2 separate regions of the Homo sapiens genome follow, and region 2 is linked to region 1. A link is a contact called in ENCODE POLR2A ChIA-PET data. All regions are on one chromosome and are shown on one strand. The core of a region is the stretch at or near the end of the contact, and the rest is flanking DNA. Distances in the headings are between cores, read along the strand shown. Region 1 has its middle 22 kb from the start of SPRY4-IT1. Region 2 has its middle 46 kb from the start of NDFIP1.

What was found. ChIA-PET counts read pairs that join two places held with the same protein, here RNA polymerase II (POLR2A).
Region 2: POLR2A ChIA-PET joins it to region 1 with 11 read pairs in WTC11. The contact joins two enhancer-like sites. POLR2A ChIA-PET finds 5 or more read pairs at or near these places in 2 of 52 experiments (OCI-LY7 and WTC11).

The regions. Positions count from the first base shown.
Region 1 is chr5:142,293,848-142,299,571 of GRCh38, reverse strand. No RefSeq gene overlaps it. Among named protein-coding and RNA genes, the nearest start is that of SPRY4-IT1, 22 kb to the left of the region's middle. Within about 2 kb of position 2,496, at least 5 of the 41 ENCODE cell types and tissues checked have a DNase peak (open chromatin) inside an H3K27ac peak, as active enhancers do.
Region 2 is chr5:142,059,455-142,065,729 of GRCh38, reverse strand. No RefSeq gene overlaps it. Among named protein-coding and RNA genes, the nearest start is that of NDFIP1, 46 kb to the left of the region's middle. Within about 2 kb of position 1,554, at least 16 of the 41 ENCODE cell types and tissues checked have a DNase peak (open chromatin) inside an H3K27ac peak, as active enhancers do.

The DNA.
Region 1 (5,724 bases), core at 1,247-3,746:
TTTATTTATTTATTTATTTTTGAGATGGTGTCTTGCTCTGTCACCCAGGCTGGCATCTGCTCACTGCAACCTCTGCCTCCTGGGTTCAAGCGATTCTCCTGCCTCAGCCTCCTGAGTAGCTAGGATTACAGGCGCCCACCACCACGCCCAGCTAATTTTTGTATTTTTAGTAGAGACGGGGTTTCACCATTGTGGCCAGGCTGGCTTAGAACTCCTGACCTCAAATGATCCGCCCACCTCGGCCTCCCAAAATTCTGGGATTACAGGCGTGAACCACTGAATCAAAGGCAGTTTTATTCACTGCTCTATCTGCAGGTTCTAGACACTACCTAGTTATCCATATTGGTTATCACTATATTGACTATCAGTACTTTTTTCTTTTCTTTTAATGAATGAACCCCTCCCCCACTGATAGACATTTACATTGCTTCCACATTTTTTTGATCACAGCCACTGTGGCAGACACCTTGGTTGATAGCTATCCTTCATTTTTTATTGCTGCCCCACGTTTGTTCTGGAGTTCACCCCCTTCCCATGTGACTCAGGGAAGAATAACCCTATTCACGTCTCCAGCTGTAAAACCCAGAGGAGTCTTATCAAATGTGACTGTACCAGGTGTTGGCATGTGATGCAGTGCAGGCCGATGGGAGGTGAGGGGAAATCTAGGGGGACTTCTGGGAAGTTTCTTTGTTTTATTTTGTTTTTTTTTGAGATGGAGTTTTGCACTTGTTGCCCCAGGCTGGAGTGCAATGGGGCGATCTCGGCTCACCGCAACCTCTGCCTCCTGGGTTTAAGCAATTCTCCTGCCTCAGCCTCCCAAGTAGCTGGGATTACAGATGCACACGATCACGCCCGACTAATTTTGTATTTTTAGTAGAGATGGGGTTTCTCCATGTTAGTCAGGCTGGTCTCAAACTTTCGACCTCAGGTGATCCACCCACCTCAGCTTCCCAAAGTGCTGGTATTACAGGCATGAGCCGCCACGCTGGGTGAGCTGGTTTATGACTGGCAGCCAAAGGCTTCCTAACTTACAGAGCTAGTACATTTTTCTATTTCTTTACAAGGCTGGTGTTTAGAATTATCATAGGGTTGGGAAGGTCATAACTCATTGAATTGTATATATTAAATATGCACAGCTTTTTATATGTCAATCATACCTCAATAAAGTTATTGGGAAAAAATTCACCTTGACTATAAGTACAATAAGTCACTATTTTTTGTTGTTGTTTTTTAGAGACAGGGTCTCACTCTGTCACCAGGTTGGGGTGCAGTGGCACAATCATAGCTCACTGCAGCCTCAAACTCCTGAGCTCAAACAGTCCTCTCACCTCAGCCTCCGGAGTAGCTAGGAATACAGGTGTGTGACACCACACCCGGCTAATTTTTTTTTTTTTTTTTTGAGATGGAGTCTTGCTCTGTTGCCCAGGCTGGAGTGCAGTGGTGCAGTCTTGGCTCACTGCAACCTCCACCTCCTGGGTTCAATCGATTCTCCTGCCTCAGCCTCCCAAGTAGCTGTGATTACAGGTACCTGCCACCACACCTGGCTAATTTTTTTTTTTTTTTTGAGATGGAGTCTTGCTCTGTTGCCCAGGCTGGAGTGCAATGGCGTGATCTTGGCTCACCAGAACCTCTGCCTCCCAGGTTCAAGCGATTCACCTGTCTCAGCCTCCCGAGTAGCTGGGACTACAGGCGTGAGCCACCATGCTTGGCCCTAATTTTTTTTTAATTGATTTTTTACATTGCTATGTTGCCCAGGCTAATAAGTCACCATTAAAAACCCTTCCTGAGATTTTCCTTGGAACTAATGTCACAAAGACATGTTTTAAATGGCTCAATGACTATTTTGTAGACAACCATATTCAGCTCTATATGGTCATCTGCAGCATTCAGAGGGTTTGGCTACTAGACTGCCCATAGGTAGTGGCTATTCCCCTCGCCAACCCCTGACACAGGTAGAAGAAATGGAAGAGGAGTTCTAGGGTTTTTCAAAGTGTGTTCTATTAGTTCTTTTAACAACCCCCTTTTTCTCAAAGGCAAGGGGGAGGGCACAGAGCTTCAACTTCTAAAATCTTCCAAAGTGGATCACATGGAATGTTGTCTCTAAAATCAAAATCATATTTTCCTTGTAACTCCAGGAAGGAGGGGGAAGTCAGATCTTAAACAGGTCTCAAATTAGAAACAGTCCCCCCTCCCTCCATGTTATACAGCCCAAGTCTTTCTCTTGTGGACTTTCAGACTGGAGCCCTGCCAAAAATGTAAGCAAGAATTTGGCCCATTGTTACTTTAAATATCCTGTGTCGCAGGCCATCTAGGAATGTCTAAGTATGGGAATTTTCCTTTTGAGGTCTGGGATGTAGATATAAATAAACCATTTGTTGGATTCTGTCTCCATCCTGCCTCTCCTAGCTTCAGTGGCCATGAATAAGGCAGCCTTGTAAATAACGGTTACCAGCCCACTCCGTGGGGGAGGCCGGAAGCGGAATCCATTAGGATCATTTCCCTTTACTCTTTAACAATAACTTATCCAGGCCAGGCGAGCTGGGGAGTAGCTATTTCCAAGGCTGCCCCACACGTCTCTTGAAAATGCAGTCTGGGAGATCATGGTTTAACCTGATTCATCCTGGCCCTTCTGCCTCCATGTTAAAGTTTGAAGAGCTCATATTTCTGGTAGACTGAATAAGAAGAAAGCTTTATTTCCATCTGCCTTACCACCTCTTCCCCAAAAAGGATCTGCTGAAGTTAGCAGATGACACAGATGACCTGGTGGAGGCAGTTTATAGCTGTCTCTCACCTTCTAGCTCTGACTTCCCCAAGTTTCTCTGACCTTGGGATAAGAAAAAACCCAACAACCTGCAAGCACTGCTTTGACACTAAAGGAGCCTCCCCACGTCTCAGTTTCCCCATCTGGAAAATGGGGGTAATAATGACCTCTCTCACACGGACTCTTGTCAGAGGTCAGTGAGAGTCTGTGTATAGCATTTACCATGAGGTAAGAACTCAATAAAGGAAAGAAAACATAGAGCTGAGGGAGAAGGAGGAGAAGAGGGAGACAGAAATAGAGAAACGGAGGGCAGACGGGGAGAACCACAGTGATATGTGGGGTGGGGACAAATTGAGAGCACAGATCTAGAGAGACACAGGAAGGCAGAGGCTGAGATGATATGAGAAGCTCTCGAGGGGAAAAGGAGGGACAAAAGTGGCTTTCTCTCTTGCATAGAGTTGATAAAGCTCCCCAGAGTCCCCACTGCCTGCTGATAAAGGGTCAGGGAAGCTCCACAGCTGAAAAAGGAAAAATTATAACTCAGATCCTCTTATAGTTAGCAGAGATCCAAACAAGAGCAGAGGTAGTGCCTGCTAACTGGCCTTCCCCGAGGGCCTTACAGCTGGTCAACCAGGTCAAGGTCAACCAGGTCAACTAACCTTGACTGAGGGCCCAGTATGTACCAGGCACAGGCCTGGGCTCAGGCTATGTAAGGAGCAAGACCATCATGGAGGGTGCATACATTCTAGAGTGAAGGAGGCAGACAAGAAGCAGGTACGTAAGAAATAGATGGTCAGGATAATTTTAAAGAGTAAAAAATGCTGCAGGGAAATTAAGTCCGGTAACAAGGTAGCAAATGATGCAGGTAGTGGTCAGGGAAGGCCTCTCTTAGAAGGTGATGTTTGAGCTGAAACCTGGTTTGAAATTTGGGGGTCTGAGCCTCCACTGTGGTTTTACCTAGCAGGCTTCCCGGACTTAGTCCTTACATGCACATGCACACCGTAAAAAAGAGACCAAAGAAAAATCTGCAAGAATTGCTCAAATAACACAAGACGGGGATGAACTGGATCTACAGGTCTAGAGTTATTCAGAACTAAAGACGCCTGTCACACGGCTTAAGCAAGAGCAGGAAGGGGCTGCCAGGCCTCTGGGAAGACCTCCCTGGGGAGGGAGCAGGCAGACAAATGGCCCGGATAGAGATCCCCCGCTACGTGATGTTTTCCTTCCTAAAGATAGCGCCCAGCTCACTGAATCACCCGGGCTTCCTCTAACAGCGGAGAAACTTCACACTTCCCAGCCCTGCAGGCCCCCAACCCACCTCTGCCTTTGCCAGGGACTACAGGACCGTGATCTACATACAAAGAAAAGCCCAGGGATGGGGGTTTCAAGGGGAGCCAGGGGAAGAGTTCCAGGCAGGAAGCCTCTCCTTGACCCAGGAATACAAACCGGGTTGGAACTGCTGCCTTCAGGTCAAAGCTGCCAAAACAAAGTTAAAGGTGTAAAAACAAAGTGAGAAGGTCACACAGCTATGGGCCTCTCTCTCTGGAACCCAGGGGTGGGGGTGAGGCGTGTGTGTGAGAAAGACTTGACTAAAAAGCACTTTTCAACCATTTTAACCGCAGATGTCCCTCCACTGCGATGAAAGAGCGTGAGAAGGGTGGGTGCCCAGCATTCGGCGGCTGCTTTCATTCATTCCGTAAACGCGTATTTTTACGCGTTTTAACCGAGCCGAAGTCTCGGTTTCTCTCCCAGCCTGCTTTTCCTACAGCTTTCCTCATCTAAGATTCAATTTACCTGGTAGCTCAGGCCAAAAATCTTGGGCTCATTCTTGGCTTCTTTCTTTATTTCCTACCGTACATCTGATCCAGCAGCAAAATCGTATTGAAAATTTTTTTTTTTTTTTTTTTTTTGAGACAGAGTCTCGCTCTGTTGCCCAGGCTGGAGTACGGTGGCACGATCTCGGCTCACGGCACGCTCCACCTCCCGGGTTCACGCCATTCTCCTGCCTCAGCCTCCCGAGTAGCTGGGACTACAGGGGCCCGCCGCCACGCCCGGCTAATTTTTTGTGTTTTTAGTAGAGATGGGGTTTCACCGTGTTAGCCAGGATGGTCTCGATCTCCTGACCTCGTGATCTGCCCACCTCGGCCTCCCAAAGTGCTGGGATTACAGGCATGAGCCACCGTGCCCGGCCGTGTATTGAAAATTAAAGGTGTACATTCAAATGATTGGATCTGTTCTCACCACCTCTGCCAAAACAGATCCAGAATCCTATCAGTTCTCACCATCTCCACATCTGCCACCATCCTCCAAGCCACCATTCTCTCTCTGGATTATCTCTAAACAGGTCTCCCCCTGCCTCCCCGAGGGAATCAGCTGGGAGCGTTTACCAGCAGGGTGGCCTTGGGCTACTTCACCCCTCTGCTCTTCAGTCTCTGCATCTGAACAGGGGAGAGAGTAATGGTACCCCCCTCATGAGACACTTGTGAAAATGACATAAAAGAAGTCACAGCCTTCCAAGAGTGCCTGGCATAGGAAGTCCTAGCATTCTGATTTGTCTATTGTTTCACTTACCACACTGGTTGTTTAACAGTCATCTCCTCTGGCTGGGCGGGGTGGCTTACGCCTGTAATCCCAGCACTTTGGGAGGCCAAGGCGGGAGGATCACATGAGGTCAGGAGTTCAAGACCAGCCTGACCAACATGGAGAAACCCCATCTCTACTAAAAAATAAAATAAAATAAAAAATTAGCCAGGGGTGGTGGCACATGCTTATAATCCCAGCTACTCAGGAGGCTGAGGCAGGAGAATCGCTTGAACCCAGGTGGTGGAGTTTGCAGTGAGCCCAGATTGTGCCATTGCACTCCAGCCTGGGCAACAAGAGCGAAACTCTGTCTCAAAACAAAGCATAACAGTCATCTCTCATTAGATTGGGTGGCGCTGGGAGGCTGGAGCCATACCTAACAC
Region 2 (6,275 bases), core at 305-2,804, 230 kb after region 1:
CTCCCTGTGAGGGAGTCTGGGTGGGAGCTGATCTGAGCCAGAGGCATTGGCCGTGGAGTCCAGGGGTCTCCTGTGTGGCTTCCTGAGATGGCAGAGGGAGTATCCCCACCCTGCCCCCATCAGAAATACCCAGACTGCTGGAGCAAAAGGGCACAGCTGCTGCCTCCAATGCCGATTTCCACACAGCCACTGCCTTCTTCCACCAACCACAGAGCCCCTGAGTTGCCATAGCAACAGAGGACTGCACCAGAGTCCAAATAGGGATGTCTGCATTTCCCGGCACTTCTGGCTGGGGAGGCAGGGGGTGGTCAGTCCACAGCTGTGCCTATGCCCTGTCTCTGACCTGTCCTGGTCTCTAAGCAAAGCACCCTCCTCTGCCTTTCCACCCTCATTTCACTTCCTCACTTGAAAATCTTAAGAAGAGGATCTGGAAAAATAACTAACAGGTACTAGGCTTAATACCTGGGTGATGAAATAATCTGAACAACAAACCCCCATGACACATGTTTACCTATGCAACAAACCAGCACATGCACCCTTGAACTTAAAAGTTAAAGAAAAAAAAAAAGGCCGGGCGTGGTGGCTTACGCCTGTAATCCCGGCACTTTGGGAGGCCGAGGCAGGTGGATCACCTGAGGTCAGGAGTTCGAGACTGGCCTGGCCAAAATAATGAAACCCCGTCTTTACTAAAAATACAAAAAATTAGCTGGGCGTGGCAGCCTGCACCTGTAATCCCAGCTACCTGGGAGGCTGAGGCAGGAGAATTGCTTGAACCCAGGAAGTGGAGGTTGCAGTGAGTCAAGATCGCGCCACTGCACTCCAGCTTGAGGGACAGAGAGAGACTCTGTCTCAAAAAAAAAAAAAAAAAAAAAAATTAAAAAAAAAAGTCTCAGGAAGCACTCATGTCAGGATCTTCTCTGCTTTCTCTCCGCACTGTGGAAGGAGAGGGGAGGGATGGCCTTGTCTTTGTGTCCTGTCCAGGCCCACAAATTGGACAAAAGAACAAAGGAGCAGGATTCTCTGATATCTCACAGCTCTCAAGCCTGCCTAAAGAATGTTTTCTTTTTAAATACCACTTGGTTAGTCTAGCTGGTCACCTCCTGGAGTTTTTTAGTTTCTATCAACTGCCTTTTTGGTACCCCTAAAGAAACTCCTGAAGAAGCAAAACCTGCCTTTTACTCCCCAGAAGCTAAGAGCCTTTTGGAGGAGCTGCTGTTGTTGTCTGTCAGAATAACAACAACAGCATCTACCACTCACTAAGTGAATGTGTGACATGCATCACTTCTCTCCATCCTTACAACCGCCCTGCGAAAAAGGTGTTAGTAGTCCCATTTTGTATGTAAGGAAACTGAGGTCACATAGCTGCTAAGAGGCCACGCTGCAATCTGAGCCCTGGACTCTCAGACTCTGAATCCCAGGCCATTGGCCGCTGCTTTATGTTGGGAGGCACAGCCAGCTCCATGGAATGACATATTTAGCTTCCCCAGCCCCAGCCAGTCCCCTGGGTCCTCACGTGGCTCCCTCCCAGCCATGGTGGCTAGCAGTTGTTGGCTCTGTCCCCATGCCACGTCACCCCCACAGGGATCTGATGGCAACTCGCTCAAAGTGGGAACAAAGGCAGCATTTTTAGCCCCTTCTTTAGAAACCTTGACTCCTTGCCACATACGCGGCCACTCGGATTGGCTGTTACCATGGTAACTGGCTGCCGCTCTCTGTCCAATTATGTCAGCCCTGAACTGCAGGGCTTCCGTGCCCATTTCCTGCCCGATCTCCCCAGCCTGCCAGCCCAGCCCCTCTGACCTCCAGGCAGCTTTGAATGCCTATGCTTTCTAATTACAGCTGCCTTTCAATGCCCCTGTCCTTTCTGAACCCTTTGTAATCTGCATGGAACTTCTCCCAACAGCCCATTGTCACACTCAGCTCCCTGGCCCTTTATCTGTGGTTTCTATAGCATTGATTGTGTATCTGGCCTTGTACCCAGCATACACACACGCCCCAAAGGGCACACAGCTTGGGCACAGAAATTTCAAACATCCCAGGCTCAGTGCCTGGCACTGAGATGTTTCTCCTGCAATTGTGACCTCGTTGGGGGTCTCAGTGGTCTGATTTCAAGCCATCTTCTTTGTACATTCATTTGTTCATTCAATGACTCATGAGCACCTATGATGTGCCAGGCACTAGGGATACCAAGTTAAACAAGACAAAATGGAACTTTACATTTTTGGGGGGTGCAGGGGTGATCAATGTAAACACGTAAGCAATTAAGTAAATACATGTAATTTTGGATCATGTTAAGCACGGTGAAGAGAAAGAAATGAGGGACCCCAATTCTGGGATGGACACTTGCTTCTGTCCTCACTCAAGCTCCCCACTTCCAGCCAGAGGGGTTCACCAGATGAAGGGGGTGAGGAGGAGGTGCTTGGTGTCCATTGGGCACTTTGGATGCAAGTGGCAGAGACCAAAGTTCAGCAGCTTAGGGAAAAGGGTGCTCTGGGCAGAGCTGCAGCTGGAGCTCTGAGGCCTGAAAGTCACCAAGACTCAGTTATCGTCTCTTCTCTCTGCATCCCTCTCAGACGTCAGCTTCCTTTCCTCTCCTTGCAGCAGCTTTTCTTTTCTTTTAATTTTTAAATTTTATTACTATTATTACTATTTTTGACACAGAGTCTTACTCTGTCACCCAGGCTGGAGTGCAACGGCATGATTTCGGGTCACTGCAACCTCCACCTCCCGGGTTCAAGCGATTCTCCTGCCTCAGCCTCCCAAAGTAGCTGGGACTATAGGCGCCCGCTGCCACACCTGGCTAATTTTTATATTTTTGGTAGAGACAGGGTTTCACCATGTTGGCTGAGTTGGTCTCGAACTCCTGACCTCAGGTGATCCACCCACCTCGGCCTCCCAAAGTGCTGAGATTACAGGCTTGAGCCACCATGCCCGGCTAGCTTTTCCCACATGACAGAAAGCATGGCTGTGGACAGATCCTATGAATTTTACCTTTCACTGCCTCAGTCATGGGAGACAGCCTGACCTCAAGCATTCTTGAAGTCTAAGAGACAGAAACCAAGGGAAGAGGCTTAATGGCCCAGGTCAGAGGTTCCCATACCTGGACTAATCAACTAAGCCCAAGGATGGGATCAGAGTACAGACAAGGAGGCTCCCTGGTTTCTGGCTAGCCCTCTGTGGTTGCAGAAGGCAGACAATCCCAGCATCTAGAACACCCTTGCAAAGTGAAACTCCCCTAGGTATGTGCCCTTCACTCCCTCACCTCATCCCACCCAGCCCTACCCCTGCTTTCTTACTTTCACAGTCTCACTTCTGCTCCTGAGAGGCAATCTTATGGCCTATGCTCCAGCTCAGTCCCAACTCTTTAAAATAAATAAATAAATAAATATATAATTTTTAAAAATTTATATTATTGACTAGAGTCACCCTGTTGTGCTATCAAATAGTATGTCTTATTCATTCTTTCTATTTTTGTACCCATTACCCAACCCCCGCCTTCCCCCTACTACCTACTATGTCCATGAGTTTGTTTTGATTTTTAGATCCCAAAAATAAGTGAGAACATGCAAAAAATTAAAATTAAAAATTAAAACAAAATTTTTGTGGGGATAGAGTCTTGCTCTGTTGCCCAGACTGGAGTGCAGTGGCGGGATCATAGCTCACTGCAGCCTTGAACTCCTAGGCTCAAGTGATCCTCCCACCTCAGTCTCCGGAGTAGCTGTGACTACAGGCATGCACCACCATGCCTGGCTTTTTTTTTTTTTTTTTTTTTTTTTTTGTAGAAACAGGGTCACATCACCTTGTCCAGCCTGGTCTTGAACTCCTGGGCTCAAGCCATCCTCCCACCATAGCCTCCCAAAGTGTCGGAATTACAGGTGTGAGCCACTGCACCCAGCCTCAGTCCCGACTCTTAAGGTCAGTCTTTGAGGTTGACCTCAAGTGAGTCCCACTCACTTCATGCATGACCCCAAGTCACCACCAACACCAGGCTACTGTATACAGCAGGTTTTACTGAAGGTCTGGGGGTGACAGATGGGGAACATCCCATAGCTCACAAGACCAACTTATGCTCCAACAGAATCATTTCTCAGTCTTCCAGGGCTCAGACTAAGGATGTTGCATTGTTTGCTCATTGACTTCTCCCCCAGGGTGCACCCTGAAATTCCTTGTTACTTTCTAATGCAGAAGTATTCAGTTTTCAGCTTCCATCCAAATCAAACTCCTGAGCCTACCTTGGCATAGTCTCAAAATACATTAAGTGCTTTGCTAAACAAAGGAATCTTCATTGTGAGCCTCCAAAGGACAGGAGAAGCTTTGGAGCTGTAGTTATTTTTTAAAATTTATCTGCTCTCAAATTCTTAGGGGTCCTATTCCCAAAGACCACAGCAAACACAGGAGGTGGGATGGAGCAGGGTTCACACATGCACTCTGATGTGGCCCCAGGATAAAGTGCTGTCCCACTCAATATTCAATAAAGTGCTTTCCCCCTCTTGTAAGGTTGATTGGGGAAACTTAGATGTGTTATATTTTACTATGTCTCCTATCTTAGTCTGTTGTGTGCTACTACAATAGAATACTTAAGATTGAGTAATTTATAAAGAACATAGGTTTATTTCTACTGTTCTGGGAAGTCCAAGGTCAAGGGTCCTGAGTGTAGCAAAGGCCTTCTTGTTCCCATGGCAAAAGGTGGAAAGCAAGAAAGTGTGGGAGAGAGCCAAAGAGCAAGAGATGGAACTTGCAGCCTCAAGCCCTTTTATAATTGGCATTCATTCATTCATGGGGGTGGAGCCTTCATGACCTAAACATCTCCCATTAGGCCCCATCTCCCAACACTGTGGCACCGTGGATTAAGTTTCCAATACAATGCTTTTTGGGGAGACACATGCAAACCATGGCAAGGACAGGAGTGGGAGTGGGAGAGTTCATATATCCTGATGTGGCCCCAGGATAAAGGGCTGCTCCCCTCAATGCTGAGCTTTTGTAAGGTTGATTGGGAAAAACTTGTATGTGGTATAACTCACTATATATCCTTTGGGGTTAGATCAGTGCTGCATGCTCAGATCCCTTAGCCTTCCTTTGAGGGATGGGTTCAACAAGCTACATACCAGCCCAAACCCTGACAGTAACACAAAGGAAGAATGAATGGCTCCCAGACTGTAGAGGTGGGGGACACCTCAGCAAGAGACACAGATGGGAGAAGAGAAAGACTTATGAAACATGGAGAGAGTCACTCCCATTGTGGGTTCTATTTTCCAGCTGAAGAAGTTCAAGTGCATGCTTGCATTTCCAGAGCCTACCCTTTTGCCTCTCAGAGCTATGGGATCTGAAAATGCTAAAATTCTAAGAGTCATCTCCTCTGAGTCTCCCTATTGGATCCATAAAGATTCAAAGATGACAGGCATCTGAGGCTGGGCATGATGGTTCACGCCTATAAGCCCAGCACTTTGGGAGATCAAGGGCAAGGATCACTTGAGCCCAGGAGTTCAAGACCAGCCTAGCCAACACAGTAAGACCCCCAACTCTAAAAAAATAATAATTTTTAAAAAAAGAAAAGAAAAAGAATTTGAGACAGGCATCTGAGAAGGTGTGCCCTTACACCTTTCCAGCTGCTTGAAGTGGTTTCTATGAACAATCAAGGCCCTCTATGTGGCCTCCCAGGGCCTATGCAGGGGTAGACGCTCTGCCCGGGGCACTCAAGCATGGGTCTGCTGGCTTTGTCCGAGGGGCCATTTGCAGTCTTCTGGAGGGATGGGAGGCAGTGGTAGGAACCCAGATGCACACTTTGCTCCCCCAGAGAATTCATATGAAGAGAATTACCAAGATCTTGGTGTTCATTCCTTAGAAATCTCCTTCTACCTTATTAACTCTAAGCAAACTGCAGGCTATTTCTGAAAATGCATTTGACTTTGAATCTAGGGGCTAGGCTGCATGGGTGTTGAGATCTCTTCCCCTTCTCACAAGAGGGCAGTAGCAGGCATATTGGAGTAAGCACTGGGCCAGGAACCAGGGAATTTTGTCATCTGTTTTTAGCCCTGATGAGGTCTGACCTTGAGTAAGTCTCTTGCATGGCAGGGCCTCAGATTCCTCATCTGTTAAATGCATGGTTTGACTGGTGTAATTTTCTATCATCTCAGCCACTCATATCCACCATCATAATTTTTGTCATACCTGGGTGTCACCTGTATTTTTTATATACTTAGTATGCTTCTGAAAATTGAATTCGCTTTTCAACTTGGCTTCATGCCAGGCAGTATGTCCAAGAAATCACATATTTA